Regions from separate parts of the Homo sapiens genome. Here region 1 is linked to region 2. A link is an interaction called in ENCODE POLR2A ChIA-PET data of the cell type or tissue named here. Cell type or tissue: A673. All regions are shown on one strand. Each heading gives the region's core, and the rest is flanking DNA. Links, peaks and the distances in the headings are about the cores only.

Region 1 (5,391 bases), core at 174-5,173, 260 kb before region 2:
AGCATGTACTTCTGCTGTTTCCTACTTTGTTTTTAAACATCAAATGTGAAGATCCTCAATTAAGATTTTGTGACGATAATTATAAAGGCCCAAAGAGTTCTTTAAAATTTGAAGTTATCTGCTATACAATTTTAAATATTCCAGAATTTGTAAACTTCTATTATATTAAACTTTTAAAACATTTTTATAGTTGATGTAACTTTCTTAACCTTTTGGATTACATTTGTGGCATGTTTATGGGATGCCTCAATTAACTTTAATCTGAGTATGCCGTGTGTTTAGATTGTAGCATGATACAAGTCATTGATGCATCACTGTGCCTGATGACAAAAGGGAGTTGCAGCATAGGAATTAAGTTTCTTAAGTCTTCAGTGGAGAACTTCATCTCTTCCATCCCAAATCAAGTAAAGCTATTTCAAATACCTGAACTCATTTTAAATTTCCTTCTATAAGGAATATATAATGTCAATATCTATTAACAAACTGCAAATAAAAATCCCTTAGAGAGCAGACTTTTAAGCTCAGCAGTATCTTTGACCTTGAAGAGCATAGGGAAAAATGAATCTATCGATAGCTGTAAACCTAGTAACAATTTCATTTCTTGAATGTAATCTTTATTCCTGGAATGAGTGATGCATGTTTAGAAAATCATTCATACTGCCAATGCTGTTGCCTACGTTCAGCAGACAAGTAGAAAGGGTTCCAGAAAACTGGCAAAGACACGTTGAAAAATCCTAGTAAATATTTTATTTACACTCTGAGCCAGTGCCAAGGAATTTTTTAAGAAAATACATACAATATCAAGTTTTCATGTATACTCAGATAATAGGATTATACTTGAGCTGTGGAAATCTTTTCCTGGAATTAAATTAAGCAAGAACTAGTTTTGATTGATCCAGATATGACAGTTGCTGAGAAGTTACATGCAGAAAGCCTTGCAGAGGGAGTCAGAAGCTTCAGCCAAGCTGTATCTATCTTGCCATGTCAACCCCAAAAGGAGCAAAGGAATTGAAAAGGGCCTGCAGAAGTATTGGAGTGACTTTATCCTAACAGAATCTGTGCTCCTTCTTTCACCTACATGGCAAGGTTTTCCCCTGCTATCATGAAATCTTCTTGGGTAATTGGAGTACCAAGAGCTAAAAAAGAGTTGAGCAAATCAAACAGCAGATAACCTCTTACAAGCATAGACATTCAGAAATGTCTGAAAAGATACAGGAGGAGTTTGCATCCCTAAAAACACGCATTTTTTTAACATTTAAAAAAGAAAAATCTTAAAGCAATGTAGGATGGAAGAGTACCTGTCAAAAGCTAAGAAATCTGACTTCCTAGTGGTGGTGGGATTTGTCCAAAGCAGTTGCTCTTCCCCAGGCAAGAAATCATCAGCATGACACAGAGTGAGTACCCACAGGCCCTTCTGATACTGGTCATTTGGCCAATTTTGTGGAAGTTGGAGCTCGGCTCTGAGAGCCAATATCAAGACAGCAACCTGGACTCTTGTTCACCACCTTTCCTACAGAAGCTGGAGAAACTGAATTAGAGAGGGAGAGACAATCTGCAGAATCTCATGCACTTGTCCCAAGAAGGGTTACTGAAGACTCTACTGGCTTGGTGGTTCAACATGGAGGTGTTTTGGCCAATGCTTGCAAATTATGATGCTCTATCTAATTGTCTGGTCAACTCTGTGTTCCCTGCCTTGCATTTCAGTTGCTTGACTGACTCCATCTTGAAGAATCTCTTGGGATTTAGTGGTAGGCAGTGGCTCCACAACTTCAAAAAGCTGGGGATGTATGCATGCAGCCTCCCTGAGAAATACCACAAGCGCCTGATTGGAACAATCTGTATCAAATGAAAGAGGAGAATAAAGAACTACTCTGCTTCATGGAAAACTTGAGTCAAAACAATCTGGTCAGAAACTATTTGGCTGGGAGAGCATCTATTTTCTGCTTTCTTTTTCTCTCAGATTGACTGGGGTTTGGGGATTGTAAACATTTTTTTCTTTTTAAATACTATTGGGAATACAGGCATGGAAAATATATTTCTGATGAGTTTCCTCATTCACTTGCAACGGAGCTTTTGATTTTCTGTGGTGCAAATGTGTATATGAGCACACATTCACACACATGGATGCATGTGAGGATTGTTTACAACATTTTTTGGAATTCATATAGATCATGCACTCTAGGCAGAGAAGCAGAATTCGGAGCAGAAATGATTACTGAGACTATGTTCATCTCTACACCACACTAACAGACATGCAACAACAGTTTCCGCTTGAGATAAAGGTCCATAGTGCCTTCCATATGCCTCATCTATAGAGTGAATAGCTGGCAGCTGTGTTACATTAGCTTACGCTAGATTATGCCACTTGAACAAATTGCCCCTCAAGTTGTAGTGGCATAAAACAAGTGTATTTATTGCTTATATTACATGTCAGCAGCTGGTCTGCTGTTTCTCTGTCCCCAGTGTCATCATTCCAATACCTAGGCTGAAGGAATATCTCTTAGCCTCATGGTAAAGGGAAAAGAGCAGGAAAGGTGGTTGGGTTAGGGGATGGCTCTTGAGATGTTTTTCTGAAACTAGCACAGGTCACATCTGTTCACATTTAATTGGCCAAAGTGGGTCATATGGCCAAGCATAACATTAGTGAGGTGGGAAGGGTATGCCTCCTAGTTGCAGGAGAACTGCACATGGCAGCTGGAAAGGGCAGGGCGTCACTGTGGGCATACAAAGAAAAAAAAATGCATAAGTGTGTGTGACTATATAGTATATATATATGTTAATTATATATTTAAGGCTAATTAAAAATTAACAGTAAATATGTGTAACGTATTTGTTTACGTATATGTCATATGTCGTAATATCTATGGTTTCCCCAACCAGGCTGAAAAAGACTGATTAAAAATAACCCTTGAGTGACGAGGAATAAACCTGCTTAGGTTTATTCTCTACTTAGCTGGAGAATTTGCTCGATCTTCTTTTACTCTAATAGGAATTAAGTGACTAGATTTGCTATGAATCCAGCTTCCAGAAGATATTTCAAGGCCTAGGAAACAAGGCTTATGTGTAGAATTGGTGAAGGAATTTTATGTCTCAACACATCTCTCATTCTTGCGTTTGGGAAAGAAGTCCACATAAACAGAGCTGAGAGTCTCTGTCTTGACTGAGTACAGGTAAGCGTGATCACTCTATACGGGTCTTCCAGGTTTCCTCTTCCTATTGCTGTATACTTGCTGACAGTCAGATATTTTATTGCACATCAAGGAAAAGATTGCCTCAAATTATGGATAGATAAAGTGGGTGTTTATAAGTTGATCCACTATTTTGAATATTCAGTGATTAATAATCCCAAATTCATTCCAAATAACCTGTATTTTAGTTCCTCTTAGTAACTTAGAAAATCATGGAAAGAAAATGTTATGAATATTAGGAAAAAATTATATTTGGTATACAATTAAGGTCTTTTACATATCAAAATAACTTAACATATAATTTTAAAAGTGCAAAAAGATATATCCTGATGCCATACCATGGGATGTAAATCAAAGTCTGTTACTACTAAAAATCTGACATTCCTTCCTGTATCTGTCACTAAGGTTATAAAGCCCTCCTGGCAGGATTATGGTGGTAGCGTATGGTTCTATGTAATATTAATGATTGCATCATTGGTATCCATATATAGATGGGATGGATACCCTGGCATTGATTTTAACAAAACTGGCTTAATGTATGGCCAAAGAAATACACCTTCAATAAATACGGACTTCACTAGAGAAATTCTGTCTGAAGACAAAGGAGTCATTCTCCTGAAGTAGTAAAGTTACTAATGAAGCTACCTTAGCCATATAAATTATCCTAAGCCAGCAACCACAAGCCCGTTGAAATGTTAACACCTTTGATATACTTTAATAGTGATAATTTCATCCACTGCAGGCATCTTGTGGTGGCTGAGTCATCCTGCTATGCTGGTACCCGTAGTCTTTTAGAAACAGGGTGCCCACCAAATAGGCCAGTTTAAAGGAAAAGACAAAACACTCTACTCAAGCCTACTTTTTCTTAAATCCCATGACGATCACACTCTTTCTTTTCCTTACTTCTCTTAAGTACTTTTAACGAACATTTAAAAAAGAAGACCTATTTAAATTGGAGCCAGTTTGTCCATAGAAATTCAAGGAGATTTGTAGGAACAACATAAATACATGTGCTCGTATGTAATGATTTCATAAACTTTCCACAATAGAACAGATTCTTTCTAGCCAGCTACATGTCTGATAATAATAAATTTTAATTTGGGCCTCATTTGAATTTTTGGTCATTTAGAAAGGATACCCAATACCTTTCAGTGAGCTATTGAAAAAGTATTTGCTATGCTGAGAAAAACGTAAAACAAAATGTACATACTTAAAATGCTTAGCCAAGAGAACACACTGTTCCCAAGCATGCTAGAAGCACGCTAGACACACCAGCTTAAAAATACAATGAGGTTGTAATGTGAGATGAGGCCTGCAAACCTGGGCAGCAAATTTGCTGTGCTCACTATGTTTCCTGACTTGCCTGAGGTCCTACAGAGCCTTGTCCACAGACTGTCTGTAGCTAAGAGACTACATTAAAGAAACAGCTTGTAAATCTCTTTTAACTCCCATAGACTTCCAGCCTTCTCCACCGTCAGTCTACACTGGTGAGGTCCTATTGAACTCTTTTCTCTTGGCTACCTTGATGTTATAATCTTCCTACAGGGAAATGCAATTGGCAGTATTCAAAAATCAAATATTTAAAAAATAAGCATCATTCTCGAAACAAAGTAAATTTCCCATTTTTTTTACAAATAAGATCATTATATAAGAAAATATTCGCAATGTATTCTTAAGTGAAAAAAGCAGTCAACCAAAGATATTAGCATAGTACTGTTTTGACAGATAACATATATAAAGTTAGGTGTTCATAATGGGGCAAGAGTTGACTTTTTTCATTCATTGTGACTTTCTCTATTAGGAAGTTTTCAACACTGGGCATGTATAATTAAGAAACATGATAATATGTTCATGTGAAAACCCACATCGGCCATGGTTTGTTTCCACGGTGCCTTTGTTCTCATGCCCATGGTAGTGGGTGCCTCCCCAGGTGCTAGCAAGAGCTTCCCTCTGCTGGGTCTGTCTGAGGATAGTGGTCACATCATGCTCAAAGCATGTGTAAGGCAACTGAGGCAAAGCCAGTGACTTTGCCTTAAGTGGAATCGCAGATATATGGCTGAATAGCACGGGTAGCACCACACCAACCACTGAACTTACTGAGTAAAACAGTGAAAATGTTTGCTAGACCAGGCTACCAGTGGAAACACTGGATATCTCCCTTTTCAACCAGTTGATTTCAGCCCCCAAATGACTATTGGTCTCC
Region 2 (5,391 bases), core at 93-5,092:
GGAAAATTAATGGATGATAAGAGTTATTTTGGTAATGTTTGTTTGTGCAGACCCAACCTGGTGCCCTCTTTGTCTCTAGTGATAATTGTCGTTTCTCAACTCTGGATATGGGAAAAGGAAAGGGGAACAACTTCACCAAGGGAAATTCATATTCTGCCTTAAGTTAGGAAAAGGGAGGATAGAAAGCTTTTCCTCCATTTGCTGCTTCTCAATCACCTTCAGCTTAAAATTATTCTTAAGCCAAAGTGGCATCTTCAAGGTTGGCATATTCTGATCCCCTGCATTGCAATCTATTCATAGTATTATGGGAACAGCCTTAGGAAGACTCAGTTCTCCCTGGGGGAGGAAGAGAGTGGTTGATGAATATTCTCCGAGGAAGGGACAGTTGAGCCAGTCATGGGCAGTAAGTTTTTTAAGTAGAAAAATGAGGGAAATACATGCCACGCAATAAGAACTACCTAAGCAAAGGCAGAGCAGTGTGTGAGAACTTGGGCCACTGGGCTATGTTGTGCGGGGAGGGCTACTACACATCGGGAACCAGAGTAGGCTCTTGGGACACAGGACAGTCTCCTGGCGGTGGGTGGTAGGCAAGGAGTAAGAATGAATGAAGACAGGCAATAAGAAGCCAGAGAGGAAAAAGTAATATTGCAGAGGGCTGAGAAAAGATCAAGAAACAAGAAAGGAACAGCAACTAGTTTTCTGACCCTTCAGAAAGAGTTAGATTAGGGAAGAAATAAAAAGAGATTCTGCTGACTCTTTCTCCTACACACACAGCTGGCCTCAATCCTGATTCTTTAACAAAGCAAAAAAGGAAATACAATAGCATCTTCTATCACCTCTTATTATTGAAGTAGAATTTAATTTTTAAAAATATGATTCATGGGGTAAATTACTACTTTCCATTTTTCCAAGAAAACCCATTTTAGAGGTTGACCTTGATTTCTACCTATTCAATAAAAGTGAATTTTACTCTACGCTGAAATCCCTAGGAAGCAAGCCAAATGTGTCCCACTGCTCATCGTTGTCAAAAGTGACTGGGCTAATGATGCATGTAGAAGAGAGAAGAGCTGGATTTGCATGCCATGTTCTCATCACAGTTTGTTTTGCAGACTCTAGGCATATGGGGGAAAAAATGTTTTTAAGGAAAATAAGTGATGATGTCCCTGGCTGAGTTTGGTATAACTTAGATCTGTGCCTGCATATTCCAAACAAGAAGGCTAGTGTGGTAAGAGCTTAGAAAGGATGGTGGCAGCCAGAAAGGAATCAGAGTAGACGCGAGGGGACTCTGCAGATTGTAGGAGAGAGCCATGTGGATGTCTGGGAAGTGATAAGGAGTGGGGGGAGTCAAGTTGGAATCCACAGGACTTGCTTGAGGATTGGGATGTGGGTGTGAGAGAAAGGGAAGAACCACTTGAGTCCTTTGCCAACCCTCCCTCTTCTGCCCAACTTTAGGATATGGAAAGGGCCATGGGTCTCTTCTCTTCTCCATGCACACACTCTCTAGAGGTGATTCCATCTTATCTCAGGCTTTACGTACTACCTGTGTTCCAAACTGAGACCTGAATGCCTTCTTGATAGCTCCATTTGGATACATAATAGTCCACCTCAAATACAATATGCTCAAATGGAACTCTTAACCACTGGTCCTCACCCCACCATGAAGCCTCCTCCTATAGCCTCCCTTGTCTTGGTTAGAGAGGCCCTATATACATGGTTAAGAGCACAGGGTTCTGCATCTAGCCTGTCTGGGTTCAAATCCCAGCTCAGCCACTTGCTGGTTATCAGACATTAGACAATTTGCTTAACATCTCTGTGCTTCAACTGTAGAATGGAGGGATAGTAACGGAACCTGCATGCTATGGTCTGAATGTTTATGTCCCCCAAAATTTCCTCTGTTGCAATCCTACCTTCCAAGGGGATGGTATTAGGAGACAGAACCTATGGAACATGATTAGGTCCATGAGGACAGAGCCCTCATAACCAGGATTAATGTCCTTATAAAAGAAACTCCAGAGAACTTGTTTCCCCTTTTACCATGCAAGGACACAGTAAAGGCACCATCTATGAACCAGAAAGCAAGCCCTCACCAGACACTAAATCCACCAGCACCTTGAGGTTGGACTTCCCAGCCTCCAGAGCTGTGAGTAATACATTTCTGTTGTTTATAAGCCATCTCCTGTCTATGGTATTTTGGTATAGTCGCCTGAACATGCTGAAACACTACATCATGGCATGGTTGTGAGGATCCAATGATTTAATCTTTACAAAATACTCAGAACAATGGCTGGCACATGGTGAAGCCCAGTGTATTTTCTACTATGTTTATGCCACTATGCCCAGTTGCTCATGCTCTGAAATCATCCCTGAAATACCATTCACTCAAAAAAAAAGAGGTTTGTCCAATAAAAGTAAAATTATGTCTCAAGAGGGCTACACCCATTATGTAATTATTATCTAGTTATGTGAGTTAGGGCAATGGAAAGAGCATGTTATTTGGAATCAGATAAAAACTGATTCCAAATCTTCCTTCTACTGCTTACAATCTGGTGTCCTTGGAAAGCTATTTAAAATTTCTAAGCCTCAGAATTCTCATACTTAAAATAGGAAAAATATTGTGTATCCTTCAGGGTTCTTGTAAACTTTAAATAGCATAATGTATATAAAGCTTCAGCTCAGTGCCAGATAATAGCTACTATTATTAAGATCAAGGATTTGGCTTTCTGAGCTTCAAAGTAGTCTTGTAGCATCAAAAAAAAAAAAAAAAAAGGAAGCAATTGACAATAGATTCCTCTCTAAAAGATCCATTGGTCATTTGGGAAAACAAAAAGGCAAAAGCCTTTTGGGAAGCCCCACACTGCTGCCAGAGCGAGGAGGCAGCCTGGGACTGTGACATGGGCCAAGGTAAGGGTAGTGTGGGAGACAGTCAAGCCTCCGATTACAGGTGCCATTTCCCAGGGGTCACCTTAGTCATCAGCCCAGACCCCAGGGCCAGGGCACACTGTGAACCCATTTTCAACTGTCTGCCTCCAGTTCTCAAGAGCAGAACAAAACCATTAGTGTTTAATATTTAAACAAAAACCTTTTATTATTAGTCACTTTAAGCCCGAGTGATGATTATTAAAACATAATGGATAGGGTCTTATTTTTAAAGCTTGATTTTTAATGACGGAGATAGAAATCAGAACTAAAAAAAGATTGAGCTCCCTTGTTCTCTAGAGAGTGTTCTTTCTTCAGGTCAGAGCCTTGGGGAGATTTCCTGGCTCCTCTAAAAGCTGGAGCTGCCTTTCTCACCCCAGAAATCTGTCTCTTTACATATGTAGGCAGAAGAGTGTCCCCAGGAAGAACCTGGACACTTCCCACATGGCACACTAGGCTGACTTCCCACATGTGGGAACTTAGGGCCACGGCCAAGGTAAGAAGCCAGTGCTGCTACCAGCCGCCAGCCACAGCTCCTGAGCCCTCGGCCATGGGACATCTGACCTGCCCTGTGGCAGACGACTCCAGGTACAGGGTCCCAGGTATTTGGAATAAGCTTATATTTTTATGGCTGGTCACTTCTGGGGGGTTTTGTGAAGTTGGTTGATTCTTCTTTATTTACTAGGACAACAGAGCCTGCTCCACACACTGGAACCAGAGGTGGATGAGGACTGAAGGAGGAAGAGGAGAAGGCAGAGGGCCTGGCCCAGCCTCTTCACTCCGCCGACCCTTGCAGGTGTCAGTTCAAAGTCCTGAGTGGAGCTCCCGGATGACTGCACAACCAGGGGCCAAGCAGATTAGCCGACTCCAGTGGAGCAGGCTAGAGACCTATAACTGGGAGTGGGGGAATCCCTTGAATTATAAAATCAAAAAATATAAAATTCCAGGCCAGGCATGGTGCCTCATGCCTGTAATCCCAACACTTTAGGAGGCCAAAGTAGGAGAACTGCTTGAGCTCAGGAATTTGAGACCAGCCTGGGCAACCCCATCTCTACCAAATAGATAATATATGTAATATATGTATAACTTATACATATAAATATTATATATATGTTATAACTGTACTCCTAGGAGTTATATATATTACATATAGTTTTATATATATATATTTCTATATATAGAGCTACATATATATTTTATGTATAATAGTTTATATATTATATATAACTCCTAGGAATATAGTTATAACATATGTACAGTTGTTATAACATATATACAGGAATACAGCTATAACATATATAAATATATAACATATATTACTATATATGTTATCTATCTGTAAATATTATCTATATATTACTATATATGTTATCTATCTGTAAATATTATCTATATAGAGCTATATGTGTGTAACTGTATTTTATATATATGCATAACTCCTAGGAATACATTTATAACACATATGTATAAATATAATATATAGTTTTATATATATATAACTGCTAGGAATACAGTTTAATAAGTCATGTGCATGACATGTGAAGAAAATAAGAAAATTCTATTGAGAAACATAAGATGTTTGACTGCAGGGAAAACTACATCCTCTTTTTTAACATGTACTATATATTGTAAAAATAACAATTCTTTGAAATAAAACTAAATTTAATGCAAATCCAAATCAAAAATCATTTGGGACTTTTTTCTTTGTTATGGAAAAAAATTTATTTCAAATTTCTTCTGAATGAATAAGCATGCATAAATAGCCAGGCAAATTAATGAGAGAGCATTTGTCCTATTGGATATTATAAGCATACAAGTATAAACATTAAACCATTATATAATAACAGAAAGCCCAATAGCACAGAATCCATAATTCAGAAACAGACTCATGTGTGTGTGAGAACTTGATATATGATCAAGGTGGACTATCAACAAAATGGGTTGGATAAACTGACTAATCATTTGGAAAAAATAGAAATAACAAATCTCTATGCCCAAATTAAGCTTCAGAAGGAGCAAATACCTAGACATAAAAATATACATTTTTATTAAAGTACTGAAATAAAACTTAGGTAATTGATTTATAATCTTAGCACACAACTTTTTAGATGGTCACTTGACCCTATGTATTAGTATTTTAAAGTTTGAATCAACAATTCCATTCGTGGGATTTTTTTTCCCCCGAAGCCATAATGGGTCAAGGTGACAGAGAAAGATATACAAGTCTGGTCATTAAGCATTTTTGTAATGGTGAAAAATTGGAAACAACTTAAATGTTGATTAAATAAATTATAGCATACCCATACAATGAAACCCAAACAGCCAATTAGAATAATGATATATCACCACACTGATACTCCATTGCCTGAGCACTGTTGGTAGGAAAGCCTGCTCCTGTTACAGCCCTGACAGCAGTTTATGTCTATGCCTGCTGATCCATCCTCACCAACACCAGGGGGTGTTGTTCACATGCTT

What was found. Peaks named below come from ENCODE experiments on the same cell type or tissue, not always from the same donor. Only the 100,000 strongest peaks of a DNase experiment are listed, where the experiment ranks them.
Region 1: POLR2A ChIA-PET joins it to region 2 with 6 read pairs; 2 of 35 experiments call an interaction of 5 or more read pairs at or near these places.

Annotation. Positions count from the first base shown.
Region 1 is chr13:33,171,660-33,177,050 of GRCh38, reverse strand. The region is part of intron 1 of STARD13 (StAR related lipid transfer domain containing 13); the gene reads left to right. Among named protein-coding and RNA genes, the nearest start is that of STARD13-AS, 100 kb to the left of the region's middle. In A673, for the core only: no CTCF peak of the experiment used is centred there; a DNase peak (open chromatin) is centred at 2,340; H3K27ac peaks cover 4,636 bases.
Region 2 is chr13:32,911,689-32,917,079 of GRCh38, reverse strand. No RefSeq gene overlaps it. Among named protein-coding and RNA genes, the nearest start is that of LINC00423, 2.7 kb to the right of the region's middle. In A673, for the core only: no CTCF peak of the experiment used is centred there; no DNase peak of the experiment used is centred there.